Regions from separate parts of the Mus musculus genome. Here region 1 is linked to region 2. A link is a loop called in an ENCODE intact Hi-C map of the cell type or tissue named here. Cell type or tissue: heart. All regions are shown on one strand.

Region 1 (8,000 bases), 96 kb before region 2:
TTCCGAGATTTGGCCCAAAAGAAACAATTTTAAGGCCAATCTTTGGAGAACTCTAACAAAAGCCCATGGAAAACAGAAAAGAACGGTCCAGATCATACCTCGGAAGGAAAGAGGCACAGACAGGATTGTAGTGCTGAAGAGACAGGGTGGCACTGTCAGGTTTTACAAAACAGTCCTCTATCATCCATTCCCACCAGTCTAGGGACAATGACAGTTTGCTTCTTGAATCATTACCAGAGCCTTAAGACCATTGGAATTTTCCTCTTGGGACCACAAAATCCTTTCTTCCCACAAAACCTCATTGAGGTCCATCTAACAAATGCATAATGCAAACAGAGAGCAGCCCTGGGGCGCTATAGTCCTGCATAGCCCCAAGGCCTGAAGTCACAGCCTTCACTTAATGCCTTCACTCTCGACCACCTAGTTATGGACCCCAGAACCCAAGACACGGTTCTGAGGTCTCCCACCGTCCCAAGACTGCCTCCCAGATGAGGTAAGCCCGAAACTCCTCCTGGAAACAGGGCTCCTTTTAAGGTTGTGACTTGGTGATGAGCCTGCCACACCCACATGGTCTGATGGAGCTGGGTGGATCGAGGGAACACTGCATTTTCCCCAGGTCAGGGAGTCTGACCTCATTAAGAGAATCTTAACAATAAGAAAGATCAAAGGAAAGGGAGGTCCAGACTCGGCCTGGTACAGCTTTCTGAGATGTGGTTTCAGGTGTCTCTACCTGAAGCTTCAGAGGGACCTGTTCTGCCAGCCTGCAGAGGTAAGGACCTGTCTCATCTCCTCGGGAAGCAAGCTCTGTCATCTGCTTCCATTTCAGCATCTAATATTATCAGCCTAGAGATGGTGGTCACAGCTGGCCAAAGAGGCCGCTTTTGGAATACTCCCATTCCGATTCCAAACAGCAAACAGGCTAGATGAGCAACAGGGTGTGTGGTGGGAGCTGGCGCAGCCGGGAAGGATTCTAGAGGCAGACAAGGGAAGCACATGTTCTTGCTTAGTTATTAGATGCCAAGCAGTGCCAGCCCTTCCTTCATCTACATAATTAAATTTGCTCCAGTTGGCAACCTTTTGCAGAGAGGGAAACCAAGGCTCCCAGTGAAGGCATTTGCAGAAGATCACACAGGAGTGCTGAGGGAGGAAACAAGAGCTCCGATGCTAAAAAAGCAACAGTTAAGGACTGATGGGGGTGGGACATGATTTACTAAAAGAAAGGACAACTTGGCTGGCACCAGTGCACTGGTCAAGCTACATCTGGTCCAAGTCACAAGATGGTACAACATTAGGATCTCCACAGATAGGCCAACCTCCATGTATTCTCTCCAGAGTCCCTGGTTCTCCAGGGCCTTGCTTAGAGTGCCCCGTGCCATCTGATGGAGCTGTCTCCGCTCCAGCCACAGGAGTGAAGAGGGATCAAGTCTACCTCATGATGAACAAGAAGAAACCCCACAGGGCAGCTCCACTGACTCCTAGCTGTCCCGGCCCCACCTGGAATTCTCAATTACATCTGGGGTCAGAAGAAGTCCAGGAAGGGGGCTCTCTAGAACCTGCATCCTAGGAGAAGCTGTTAGAAGACGGGCAGAGAAGAGGTGTTCAATTCCTCGAGGGACCGCCTCAGGGAGGCTGCAGAGTCCATGGCCAATAGGTAGCAAGAAGAAGCCCTGATCAAGACAGACTTCACAGAAAACTTCATGCTCAGCACTTGGGAGCCCAAAGCAGGAGGACCACGCATTTGAGTCCAGCCAGGGCAACATGGGAAGGCCCTGTGGAAGGAGGGATAAGACAGAAGGAGGGGGTGGGGGAGGGGGTAGGAAGGCAGGGAGGTCCTGATGACTGTAGATGAGACAGTAAGGCTGATGTGGCAGGTCACTGGAGAAAGGTGCACACTTGGCTCAGACCCCACAAGGCACTGTCCTTGTTTCTTTTTTTTTTCTTATTTTATTTTTATTAGATATTTTCTTTATATACATTTCAAATGCTATCCCGAAAGTCCCCTATACCCTACTGTCCTTGTTTCTAAGAGCATCTCCCGACACCAGAGCATCTCCCGACACCATGTCCCTAACGCTGGGATGCTGCTGCCTCACTGTCTCACTGCTCTCAGGAGACGACACTGAGTGGTTTGTTTTTATTTTTACATGAAGAAGACTTCAGGGAGAGTTGCAGGCTGTATTCTCCCTTGTCTGGAGCTTGCTCATCTCCTTCCTACATTCACAGCAAACTCACGTCTGCTACAGAAGTTTTCTCTGTGGGAGGAATAGCGTCTATATCCTCAGAAGCCACACCGACAGATGGGGCACAGAGGCTACATGAAGGATGTTTTCCTATCAGTAGACTCCCACGGCCAACAGATTATGGGATGTAGGGATCCAGACCCAGCATCCACACAGGGCCACAGAAAACCCCAAGAGCCTTTGACCTGGTGCTCATCTGGACCCAGAAGCAATGCCCTCCTCACTTAGAAGGCTTGCCTCTCTACAAACTCAAGGATGCTTTTGGAAGGAAGACATGTACTTTTGCCAATGTCCGATGAGTTTAGATGGCTGGAAGGAGAGAAAAGAAGGAGACTGTGCCCTAACCCATAGACTATAATCAGGCTTCTAAACACAGACAAGAGCTCAGGGCAAGTCACGGTCAAGGGTCAAGACACCTAATCCCAAGCTTAATGTTAGTTAGAGCCTGCATCCGGAAAGGATCATGCCTTTGCCCCCTTGGAACTAGAGGGAACCAGTTTTTCTGTCTTCTGGGAGTAGCAGCAATCCTGTCCTTACTGGTACATAATGGATGAGGGAGGGGCTGGCCCTTCGTGGATCCCTGGGGTGGGGACACTTGCCATTTATAAGACAGGGACAATGTGGACCACCTTTGCTATCCTCTCCACAGCAGAGTCTGGCCTGTTCCCCACAACCCCAGGGAAAGGGTTTTCTTAAGATCCTGGAGGGTAGACAGGGATGGGCTGGAGGCCCAGGGGCAAGGGGTGTGGGAGAGTGAAGACAGTAACCTCAGGAGACGCTGCGAGGCTTTTCTGAGTGAACACTTCCAAGCCTGCTGCTGTTCCAGGGACCAAGTCCTGCTGAGAAGTGTCGTGGATCCTCTGGGCCTGCAGGGGAGGCCCAGGCCAGAGGAAAAGGAGAGAGAGAGAGAGAGAGAGAGAGAGAGAGAGAGAGAGAGAGAGAGAGAGAGAGAGAGAGAGCGAGCAGGAGAGACACACATAGTCTGTAAATAGTCCAGCTTTGTAAGCCCCATATTAACATGTTAGTTCATAGGGTCAGTCAGGAAGGAGCCATTCTGAGGGAAAAGACAGATAACAACAGCAAGGCAATCCTGTGCCTTCTGGCCAGAACCCCATTCTCACTAACACTTGAGGGAGTTTAGAATACCATCATTAGACTCTGACTTCAAGCCTGCCGGAGGTGTCATGGCTCAGGCTATGATTCGAACTTATAGTGGGGGTCACAGTCATATTTTTTAAAAGTTGTCTTTGAGAAGCTGAGGAGATGCCATAATTAGTAAAATCCTCAGACAGGCAGGAGGATTTGGGTTCAGATCCCCAGAACCTATGAAAAAAAGCCAGGTGTGGTCCCAGCTCTGGGGAGGAGGTGCCAGGCAGATGCCCGGAGCTCACTGGCCAGCCAGCCTAGTTGAATCAGTGAGCTCCGAGTTCCATGAGAGGCTTATCTCAAAAAATAAAGTAGAGGAGCTGGTGAGATGGCTCAATGGGTGACAGTGCTGTTGCCAAGCCTGAAAGCCAAAGTTCAATCCCCAGGGCCCCAGGGACGAAGGAGAGACTCTGCAAAGTTGTCCTCTGACCGCCATACATACCCCACACAGACACATGCATGCACACATACACACACACACATACATACATACATACACATACACACACAAACATACATACATACCCCACACAGACACATGCACTGCATGCATACACACACACACATACACACATACACACACTGTAGATAAACACATACATATACATACACACACAAACATACATACATACACACACTGTAGATAAACACATACATATACATACACACACAAACATACATACATACACACACTGTAGATAAACACACACATAAATAAAGATGATTTTAAAAATGGTAGAGAGTGACTAAGGAAGATGCCCCCCCCACAGAGGTGTGCCTAGTAATGCACACACACACACCACTACCCCCCTACACACACAGAGGTGTGCACAGTGCTACACACATCCACACCACCACCACCACCCCTTAATTGGCTTTCAAACTACCTGGGTTTGACCAATGGGAACAGTTCAAGTTCCTGCTGCTTTTCCCCTTGGCTTGGGTGGGACCCAGCAAGCTTAGAGATGTCTCTGGGAGTTCTGGTGGCATGTCCTTGCAGGGTCCTCTAGAGAGCCATATTGGGCCAGGGATCCAGTCACCTTCAGCAGTGTCCCATAACTGTCAACACTTCTTAGGGGACACTGAACTCCCACCTTCATTGTTCAGTTAGCCTTGCCAATGACCTCCCAATGGGATGACACTCTGGTCCCCTTTAAGATCACCTATGCAACGAGACTCACAGAGGTAACATCACCTACCGGAGGACAGAGTGAAGTTCTTGTCTATGACTCCTCCCTATTTTGCAAATCCTCAAGAACCCATAAATGCCAAGGCCCTAAAAGCCAGCTCTAAATGGTCCATAACTCCAAGGTGGGCTCCTGTACTCCTCATGAGTACCGACTACAGTTTTCAGGGCTAAGGAGGTGGTGGCTGGAACCGGTCCCTCTGTCAGCAGTTCCAGTTGTCACCAGCAGGTGGGGCACACCCCTTAACTCTGGTCCTAGCTCACCAACATTCATTCTGCCCATTCTTTCTCTGCGGGCATCTCACCCTTTGGGTAGCTTCTCCATCACACTTCAGTTGCATCCAGGCCAAGACCTAGCCCGTCTCAGGAATGTTAGAAGTCACCCTGTCCAAGTCTTTCCCGAGGGAATGAGCGGTCTAGAGGAGAGTGCTGTGCACCAGTCTGAGTCTTGGTTGTGCTGGGACCTCAGAAGCCCTCAGAAAAGGGGCTGGTCTAATCTACAGCCTGGGGACCATGTGCATCCTGGGTAACTACAAATGTCAATCAAGACATGCATATTTGACAACACGGTGTCATAATGTTTAAGTCTGTCACCTCTGCTAGTAGGTGCAGAAACTTGCCTCCTTTCTAGAGTATCAGGCTTCAAGGCCCCCAAAGCAACCCTGACTGTGTGATATTGATATTGGCAGCTATGGAATCCCAGCTGGGTTAGTTTTATGCCTCACAAGAAAGCTCTCTGTTATCTGGTGAGCTCAGACCATGGCGGGTACCAGTTCAATCAAACGCTCTATGAACTAAATCATGACTGCATCACCAATTTTCAAAGCACTGGAGAGAAAGCAGGTACACAGCTGGCTCTTCGCCCGCTCTGCACACGATCTGGCCTTGCCTCAAGCCAGCTGTGAATTAAAGACAAGCAAGCACAATGACTCATGGAACACAGCAAACGCATCTTTCGTGCCGAGTTGGTCTTTGTCTCTCTGGATCTCAGTAAAAGGCAGTCTTTAAACAGAGGGTTCCCAGCGTCCTTCCAGCTTTGATTTGGAGTTCTGCAAGGCACAGTCCTGGGACTCCATAAGGAAGACCAAGTTTTCCATATCAGGCAACACAGTGGCCATGCGGTCCCTCTCCGGGCATTATTTCATCTGACCTTTGTAAACATCCTTATTCACCTAACAGGGCCTTGGAGAGATTAAGTAACAAGCTCAGAGCCCTCAGCCCTCAGGTAATGGAACCAGGAGCTTAAGTCTAGAACACGATCAATCTGGTGAGCGGTGAGCGGCAGCTTGAGCGAGAAGACGAATACATTGAAATGGGTAAATCCTGCCAGGATTCCACAAGTGCCGATACAATAACTTGGGGTATAGATATGGGATTTCCCCAAAGCCTGTCTTCATCTTTCTCAATTAAGAAAATAGCCCCCTGATTTCCACCCTGGAGGCAGGACACACAGGGTCCTGAGACAGTCTCAGGAGCGTTGGGTTTGTGCAGTGGACTTACCACCTTGGTGAGACTTGAGGATCCTCCCAAGAGGGACCGTGTTCTCCCTGCACTCTCACATAAGCCCCCAAGGGTCTGGCTCCTGGGTAGAGCTTCCAGGATTCTTAAAGTTGAATTTGCAAGAGACTTGCCTGGGGCACTTGTTTAAAAGGCTGGTTCCCTGGAACTCTGATTCAGTGGGTCCCACAGGGGGTCTCGGAGTTTCTAGCAAGCACCCTTTCCCCAGTTTCCTTTGCTTGACTGAAGGGGAACACAAACAAGCTACCATGCATTTTTTGGAGTTTTTCATGTTTTAAGATGGTCCATGGGACTCAGGGGTTAGTGGGTTTGACTTTCTCAGCCTAACCTGCCTCCCCATCCCTCATGTCTGTAAGCAACTAGGAGACACATTATTTGTGTGGAGGATAAATGTAAATATGTACTTAGCCCCTGCCCCACCCAACTCTGTGTCTCTTTACTCACAGTCCCATCAAGGGCCACAGCATGGTACCTACCTCACTGGCTTTTTCCGGGGTGCCCTTGGGGGAGGGGGAGGCAGGCGACGAGGGCAGCCTGCGCTCCCGATCCCAGTCTCGATCCCGGTGGATCAGTTTGCTGTTGGGCTCCTTCAGGGTCCTCTTGAGTTCATTGATGCTGGCCTGGTGCTTCAACAAGACATCCTCTGGCTTGTCCAGGAACTAGGCATGAGAGAAGAGGGAGAGGTATAAGATGACCTACTGTGGGCAGAAGACACAGGAAGACTGGGATCACCACCCTCCACTACCCCTCCCTACACTGTCCCCCTCATAACAGTCCCAGGAGTCAAGGAAGCAAAGACAATGAACTCCACGGGGTGTCCTGACCAGGGGCATGGGGTGACTGGATGGTGTCGTGCCCTCTCTTCCCCTGCCTCCCTTACCCAAGAACATTCAACTCCACGGAGCCCTCAAGTCTCGGTGAGCACCCATTGTGTTCTGAGCACAGACAGAGTCAGGCACAGACTTTCCTGTTTATGATCCAGGCACAGCAGGCTGTGTGTTCCAAGGTGAGACGTCCCTGCTCTGTTCACTGAGCCGCACTGGCTCGCTGGCTTCCCGGAACCCTCTTGAATCGTGGCTCCTACCTCTGGTCAAGACTAGGATCACTTAATAGTGTGCTCAGTCTGGGCTCCCTTGAGCCCCCATCCAACCGCTCAGGCTCCATGGAGGCATGGGAGAAAAAAGTGCCTAAGCTGGATCACTTAGAAAACTGGGCCCCGTTCCCTTACTCAGGACCAGAGAAAGATCGTGCAGCACTGCCTGCCGTGAGCTGCTGCCTTCTCTATCCCAGAACCTTTCGGATGCCTTCTGAGTACTGACTCTCTAAGAGTAGGAGAAGTCAGACACCGTCAGAGAGACCAGGAAGCTAGGGTGGAAGTGAAGCTTTTGTGGGGGCGAGAAACCTGAGACTAGGAAGAAGAGAGGTGAGTTTCAAGGCCTAGCACACGAAGAAGTCAGGTAGAGCTGGAGTGCCCGGTGTGTACGAGTTCATGCCAGTGTTACAGATGGAGCAGTGTGCTTGGGCCCTGGGAGGATGAGCCACAGACAGCTGCCCATGCTGGCCATCTGCTTGGGACATCATCTGGGACAGAGAGAAGTGGGCGGGGAGCCTAGGGGCTATCTGTAAGGCTATTTGAGAGGAGCCACCTGGGAGATAATCTTGCTCTTGGGTAAGGCTGGAATCTTCCCTTGGACTCAGCTCTGGCATCTAAGAATCTCTATAGTTGCTTTCAAACCTTCTCAGGAAGAAAGCCAATCCAACCGAGGCTTCTGCCACCCCCCCCCCAGGCACCTGCTTGGACCTCGGCCCTCTCTCCCTCCCTCCCTCCCTCCCTCCCTCCCTCCCACCCTCCCTCCCTCCCTCTCTCTCGGGCTAAGCTGGCCACAGACAGTGTCCGTCGGAGAGGTCAA
Region 2 (8,000 bases):
GTTCTCTGCACAGATGCATAGGGCCCTAGGAGGTCACAAGAGAGGCTATGTCTCCTAAGAGCTTTCCCCTGCTTTCCCCAGGCAGAGACATCACAGCTGAGGGCACACAGTGAGAGCCAAGTCTACAGCCAGGAGATGCAGGAGTGTAAAAGATGGCCTGCCTAAACCAATCCATGTCCTGCTTGGATTGGTACACCATCAAAGCTTGAGGAGACACTTGAGAAAGGACAGCACTTAGCATCATGTCCTATCTTAAATGTGTTTACTTAAAAAAAATGTACATGGTGCTTTGCCTGCATGTGTGAGGGAGTCAGATCCCCTGGAACAGGAGTTACAGACAGCTGTGAGTCACAGACAGTTGTGAGGTGCTGTGTGGGTGCTGGGAACCGAACCTGGGTCCTCTGGAAGAGCAGCCAGTGCTCTTAATCTTGGAGCCATCTCTCCAGCCACTTGTCTCCTACTTGAGACATTAATTCATGTGACAGGCTTATGGAACACAAATCAGAAGGCAGAAACGCTGCTGCTGGATACCAGGATGATGAACAAGCAATCCCTGCCCAGATGGCATTCACAGCCTAGATGAGGGAGACAATCAAGCAACTCACAAGTTCAAGTCTAATTCCACACGCTTACAAGCCCTAGGAGAGACCGGAGCTCTAGGGATGGATGAAGGGAAATACTTGCCTAACCTAGGATGTTGGCAAAGCCCTGCCCCCTCCCCCAAAAGACACAGTCATGTGAAAGTCTGAGGAAGCAGGGGATGAGGTGCTAAACGGAGGGGCCTGCAGGCACAAATTCCAAAGTCAAGTGGGCAAGGACTGGATTGTACCTGCCTTCTTGTCAATCAAGGTAAGGGTTGAGGAAAATGAGCTTAGAGAAGAAGCTACGGGGTAAGAGTTTGCTTTGGTCAGCAAAGGAGTTATCTGTCTAAGACCACAAGAAAGACCTGGGGCTTGAAGCCAGAACCCCTACCAAATAAGGTAGGCTTTGGGGCTACTTCAGGGACATGTATGGCAGGTTGCAAAAAAGAAGGGATATCCTCTTGTTTCAATCTAGCACTTCCTGGCTTCTCTAGAGGGTTGTAGAACAGGTCAAAATAATTTGCATTTGTTAAAACATAGATTGCTAAACCCCATCTCCAGATTTTTGCATTGTGTATGTCTACCAGAAGGCTCCAAATTTGCATTTCTAGTAAACCGGTAACCTTGCTGCAGATGGTAAGATGGACCACACTGAGAACTGGTGGTCTGGGTGCTATTGAGGAAGGTAGGGAGGTATGGCCAGGATCTCTGGGGGCAAGAAGTCTGAATTCCTGGCTAGCAAGATGTCTCATTGGGTAAAGCCATTTCCTACCAAGCCCGATGTCCTGAGTTCAATCCCTGACTCTTACAAGTTATTCTCTGATGGTCACATGCATATCAAATATAACATTTTTTAAAGAACAGTGAATTCCTAAATCTTGGTAATAAGACAGGTCTAGAGCTTTGAGCCAAAGTCCAACCTGCCTCAAAGACACGACACTGAGCTTCCTAGCCGCCTAAACAGAGAAACTGAGGCATGGGAAGGTCAGGGTCTTGACGAGAAAAGCAGCTTAATAAAAATAAACACAAAAGGAGACACCCACCACCACCAGATTTCAGCGCCAGTGAGCTGCCAGGGCAGCGGCTCTCTTGAGGTGTGTATTCAGGGAGAGAGATAAGAATCCCAGCTTCCCCTGCCTCGGCGGCCTCTGCCAGAAAAGCAGCTGGGGAGTTGCAGAAATCTGCCTTGGGGGGCGCCCCTCCCACTCCTGCACTGTCCACTCCCGTTTACACTCCCTGCACTCTCCCTCTCCACTCCAAAGCCCGCACCCTTATCCTTGTACACAAGCCAACCAGCAAGGAGTGAAGTTAGAGAGAAGAGCCAGGAGAAGGAAGGCTGGGCTTGCACGTCCTCCTTCCTTCCCTCTGTAAGATTCTCAGCCTCTCTAGATCCTTGTCAAACCTAGTCTACCTACATTTCAGTACCAGTATCTGAACCCGGCAGACAGTGACTAAATCCGCAAACTTCCCTGTAATCTTGTTTTTCAAATATAGGGGGCTTTCTATTCTGTTCCAGTTAGCAGCAAAATGGCACTTCTCTTACTGTCCCCATCCTGGCTCGCCAATACACAAACAGCTTACACACTCATAAAAAAAAAAAACAAACCAGATATACCAGAACTTATCAAAACAAATGCACATATACATCCAGAGATATTTTGTTTATTCTTCATCAGTAAAATGTACAAATGCACCTAAATGCACAAGAAATATACAGGGAGAATGCACACACTCACCCAGACTAGACATGCATGCAGTGCCCAAAACATGGGGGAAGAGATACAGAAACACATCTCTCTCAAAGTATGAAGACCTTCTGAGAGGGGATTCCTTGGAGTGGGGCGCTGGCCATTTAAGATAGTGATCAGTTTTACTAGTCTTTGTAGGGTACCTAGGCTGCTGCCCTTCCGAACAGTGTCCAGGGTGAGGGTGGAGGGTACCTAACCAGGCTGGGCTGTAGCTGGCCAGGGTGATGGTCGTTACACAGCAAGGAAACATATCACAGAACCCCGCTGAGGGGCCTCTGTTGCTTCTACCCACACCCATGCCTGCGCACAGACACACCCTCTTCACACCTAATCCCCCACCCCACCCCTCACAAACACACACCCGGGATTTGAGCAGGCCACGCCCTCTGCTTCAGCTCAGCTGGGAGCCAGGCTCCACTGGCAGTAGGGCTCTCCCGTACCCCGGGTGTGGCTGCCCACCTGCCAGCAGGGAGTCTCCACTCAGCTAAGACGCCCCCGCCGCTGCTGCTACCCACTTCCTCGGCCAGTGCCGGGCTCCGGGCGACGCCAGCGCCTCGGCTGCCGCCCCCACCCCCTTCCTCCCGGCAGTGCGGAGACAAAGCCGAGCACACGCACACAGGGGCTACGCGGGTGCACACCCGCCCTCACACGCGCACACACACGGGGAGTCACACTGGCGTGCACACAGCGAAACACACACACACGAACACTCACATACACCCGCCATAGGCTTCAGCCACAAGCGAAGCCATCATCAGCATAGGCACACTGCCTCATCCAGATGTACACACTGTTACACATTGGGACACACCCTCTCTAGGCACATCTCCGGATAAGCAAACCAGGGCACACAGACCCTTACCAGATTAGTACACCACCCAGCCCCTTACTCAGATGCACACGCACGTACACACCACTTGCACCGACCCACAGACACACGCGCGTTCACATTAAACGCACACCCGGAGATGTGGACCCCGACACGTACCCGCAAAGACACGAATCGTAGCTTCGGCCACGCACGTCCTCCAGCACGCGAGCTCGGGACGTAGCAACAGCCTGCTCGGTCTCCGCGCCCTGCTAACCTGGCGGCGGCGGCGCGGCTTCCGGGAGCCGTCTGTCTGTCTGTCTCTGAGTCCCTTCGTCCAGTGGCCGCCCAGGCAGGCTCCAAGACGCTCCGGAGCTGCGCAGAAATGCCCCGCTCGCTCTCTCGCTCGCTCGCTCGTTCGCTCCCTCCCACGGCGCTCAGCCCCCTCCCCGCCCGCTCCGCACACCCCCTCTCCCCCTCTGCCCCGCCCCGCCAGCTCCCTGGGAGGAGGCGGCGGCGATCCGGGCCAGGCAGCGTCCGAAGGGTGTGCGAGTAGCGAGCGCGACCCACTGGCCCCAAGAGCCGAGCTGCCCAGGAGCAGGCGCGTCCGATCCCAGGGAGGGGAACTCGGAGGGGTGTGCGCCCCGCGAGCCCGCGCCGCTGGCTTCCCCCACGTGGGACAGACGCCCACCAGAGCCTAGGCAGAGCTCAGAGGCCGAGGCGAGCAGCGGGACCACGAAGACGAGACTCTCCACGGAGCCTCCTCTCCCTCCAGGTCCCAGCCCCGTGGGCTCGGCCTTACTCCACCTCCTAGAGAGTCGCCACCGGCACCAAGTCTGCTTCACCTCGCCTTTGACTGAGAGCTTGGCGTTCAGGCCGGTAGCCTGGGCTAACCTGGGGGACCAGCAGCACCACTGGCCTCCACTCCCTCCAGCAGGGACCTGGCCGACGCCCACTACCCTTCAGCCTCCCTCCTATTGTTCGGGCGGCCTAAGCTGCGGAGCTGTGGAGGACCACGCAGCTCTTTCCAACCAGTCTGAGGTGGCAGTCCTTTGGCACTCTTTGGAAGCAAGGGCCGAGCCCCTGGTCCCAAGACCCTGGGGACCCACAGGCCCAAGCATGCCCAAAGTCAAGCGTTTCTCTGAATTATGATTATATCCGCCCTGGACCTTACAGGCTCCTGCCGGAAGGTACTGCTTTGAACACACACGTAAAGCTAAGCATAGGAAAAGGACAAAGTAACGAAAACAGTGAACCTAGAATAGTATCCATAGAAGGTAGGGCGTCTATGGGGTTAGCTGAAGAAACTGAGCTTGGGTTCCCAGAGCAAGGGCCAGACCTCAGAAGGCCAGGAATACCAAGCCTCCTTTGTTAGACTTTGAAGGGAAGAAAAGGAAGAAGTAAATGTAAGAACTTACCGGGTTTTATTAGAGGCCTCTGCATGGGTAACAACCTAGGCAAATGACTCCAAAATGTAAACACCTTCACCTCTTGTGACCTTACCTTATCTTAAGTGGTAGCTGGGATCCACCTGAGTCTGCCCCAGGTAGCACAGAATCAAAGGCTAGGCCAGTAATTCTGGTTCTTCACTGCGGTCCCATCTCCTCCTCCCCACCCCCACCACTCTGCTACAGGATGCTAAGAGCAGATTGGAATCAAACAGCTGAATAGATAAATCCAGAAGGGGAGGCCTGGTTTGGACCTCCAGGGACATTGATAAACTGAGAGGACAAAACTAAGGAAACCAAGGCCCTACCTAAGACAGGACTCAGCAGTGCTCACTCAGCCGCTCCACTGCATGGAAGAAATACTTCCATGTCTCATTTCATCTGTACAGTTGCAACAGACGGTAGCCGTGAGCACAAAGTCACTAAGGAGCTTGGAAAGGGGCAGAGGCAGGATCCTGGACGTTGATTTTGAACTCCCATATTTAGCCATCAGGCCAGCCCTGAATGTGAGGTGGCAGTAATTGACCTACTCCAGTCAGCACCCACCATGACAGGATTCTGTTTATGGGTGTTTTCTGTCTCCATGTAGTTTCCTGATACCAAGCACAGACCCTGATTCGGAGACCTAATTTGTTAAACAACTATCTCATGGCATGGGCATGGCTCCGATGCCCTCTGCTCTGGGGCGAGGGACTGTTATCACTGGTTTTAGATGAAGCGGAGGAAATCTGAACTGCTAATCAGATCTGCTGCTGTCAGGAGGAGATAGAGACAGAGAGGAAGAGACAGCGAGAGACAGAGGGGCAGAGAGAACACTGTGGAAACCAGAATAAGTTTCCAGAAGATCTCGACAGGCTTGAAGACTGAGCTGGAACTTACAGAAGGAGCTGCCGTGCAGAATAAGTGTAAGGTATGATCCGGCGAGAAATTTCTATGATCCTACTGTCTGCAGCCACCGGCTACCTGTGGCTACTGCGCAGTTAGGATGTGACCGGTGCACTGAGAAACTTCACACCTAATTTTATGTTCTTTACAGTTAACAGTCACGTGGGGGGCTGGTAACAAGAGTGAGTGTCTCCTTGATATCATCATGCTCAAAACGTGGTCTAGAAGAATCTAGATTAAGAGCAGTTTCCATGAAAATAGATTCAAGATTTTTACTTGACCTTGAGCTCAATAATGCAATGTGGTGTGGCAAGAGGGTGAATACATTCTGTCAACCAAAACTAGAGCTGCAAGCAGCTTCTCCGGTTGCCCTAGAGAGATCCCAGCTGGACCACAGGACTCAACTCTAGACCCCACGTCTGAGAGAGACACTCACACTGAAGCATATCTGAAGGAGGGGACCAGAATGCTGAGGACTTGAGCATCACGTGACATGTGTAAGTGGTCTGGAGAAGGGTGTGGTGGCTGTCTCCAGCCATCTGCAGGCTGTCACCCAAAAAGGAAATGTGATCTGTTCCCTATTACTGTATTTATGTCTACTAAGCAAGACAACATCATCTGTGTGCGTGAACCCTTAGGTCTCCTCTGAAGGATCCACGTGGAACAGATCTGCTGGTTCCCCTCAGCCCCTAGTCCACCCAAGACCTGGCTCATATGAAACATGATTATAGATTCTATGGTAGAATGAATTTGAAGGAATTACATTTAACTCCAGTTGGGTAGACCTTCAGGAGAATGAGTCCATAAAGAACTCTCTAGAGCTGGGGGTGTAGCTCAGTGGGTAGAACACTTGTCTTGCGTGGAGGGAAGCCTTCAGTTCCATTCTCCAGCAGTGAGAAGAGAGAAAAGAAAAACAAATAAGCAAAAACCTTCTCTAATGTTTGGAGTTGCCCCAAATCAGACTGGTCACTTTGACCAACTTCCTGTCAATAACTACTCAAGGAGAGACCATATCTTCAGTGAGAGGCACAATCAGGAACCAGATGACAACCCCTCAAGGTGACAGCAAGCCAGTCCTAATAGGAGGGAAAAGTCAAGATCAAGGCCATGCTGCTAGACCATCATGTGGTGTGGTCTGTGCTGCCCTGGATAGACCACAACTGGATCCATCACAGGACTCACCTCTACAGGAGCTACACATTCTGATGGGGACACTGTCACACTGGAACAAGTTCATAAGGAGAGATCAGAGTCAGGTGCGATCAGTTGGAAGACTGCAGTGGTCCAAGAAATTGGGACTAGGAACCCAAGGACTTGAAAGGAGACCTGGGCTAGAGTAGGACCCCTGGGTTCTAATCCTGCCTCTGCCATTAGTTTATGGTTTGCCTGTGGTGAGTGCCTTCTTTCAGAGTTCAGTATTTCCATGTGTGGCATGCAGAGTGATCTCCAGGCCTCTCCTAACTTTGGCTCCTTTGAATGGGAGACAGAATGGAAGGTTCCTGGGATAGTGTATAAGAGAAAACTTGTACAACTTTCAAAATAACAGTGGTCTCCTTACTTACTGTTGTTATCATTATTTCAAAGAAGCAGCAATAGGATTTTGGTGACTTAATGGGGAGTCCAGAGAAGAGAAGAGGAGCTGACAAGTCTATTGAGATGAGGAACAAGGGCCCCTGAACTTTTGGAATGGTCAGCGAACATTGCCCTTCCCCCCAGGTCTTTAAAGGCAAATTGTGCTGTGTGCCCTGTCACCTCCTGGACAGCTTCCTCATTCCTTTGAACCACACCCCACACTTGGCTGAAAGAATCTACCAGTTCTAAGACATTTGAGTCTGATGCTCTGTTTTCCTTTCATTTCTGGGGATTGAACCCCTGGGTCTTGCTCCTTCAAAGCACACAATCTACCACTGAACTGCACCCCAGGCTGGTCCACCACCTTTCACCAATGAATCCTGGGTTTTTCCCTTATATAACCAGCATCATTATCCTGTTTGGAAATAACCAACATTATTGAAGCCTTGGTACATGCTAGGCATCTCCATAATTTTCTCATCCTGGGAGATAGCTCTAATTATCATCTCCATTTTATAGACGAGGACACTGTGGCGTGGCTTGTAGAAATTCCAAATCTTCCTGCAGCCATTTGGTCTATCGGGGAGGTTCCAGCACAGGTTCTTGTGTCTTCCTGAAGACACCCAGCACTTTACTGTGTGTTTTGAAAGTAACTAAGGAGAAGAACAAGACCACTGCTATTGCTAGTTCTCAGCAGGAAAAACAGATGCCCAGAGGTTCAGTTCAGCCACTCGGACTAGTTAATTAAGCTTCCAAGGGGCCGTGAGGGGACATACCTCTTCCCAGCTCTTGATTCTGCACTTCCGAGGACCCCTCTTCCTCCTAGGAGGAAACTGTCCAGCCCACCTAAGGGAAGGACTTCCGGTGTTCTTCCTGGGGGAGAGGAAAGACTTCTAGAAGGTTGGAAGTTATTTGTGTCTTTCTTCTCCCACATCAGACACCCCAATCCAGGGCCTGG

The links. Hi-C counts contacts between places; a loop is a spot of excess contacts. Peaks named below come from ENCODE experiments on the same cell type or tissue, not always from the same donor. Only the 100,000 strongest peaks of a DNase experiment are listed, where the experiment ranks them.
Region 1: a loop joins it to region 2, with 2.3 times the contacts of the local background. A loop is called at or near these places in 2 of 42 quality-filtered maps.

Annotation. Positions count from the first base shown.
Region 1 is chr2:156,512,777-156,520,776 of GRCm38, reverse strand. It overlaps Epb41l1 (erythrocyte membrane protein band 4.1 like 1), which reads right to left. Exons shown (of 25, transcript NM_001368800.1): 15 at 6,567-6,749. Among named protein-coding and RNA genes, the nearest start is that of Gm33977, 18 kb to the right of the region's middle. In heart, a CTCF peak has its summit at 4,789; a DNase peak (open chromatin) is centred at 4,806; H3K27me3 peaks cover 380 bases.
Region 2 is chr2:156,416,617-156,424,616 of GRCm38, reverse strand. Epb41l1 (erythrocyte membrane protein band 4.1 like 1) reads right to left here and starts at 3,526. Exons shown (of 25, transcript NM_001368800.1): 1 at 3,318-3,526. In heart, a CTCF peak has its summit at 3,705; DNase peaks (open chromatin) are centred at 1,756, 2,646, 3,676 and 5,996; H3K4me3 peaks cover 2,520 bases; H3K27ac peaks cover 2,237 bases; H3K27me3 peaks cover 4,617 bases.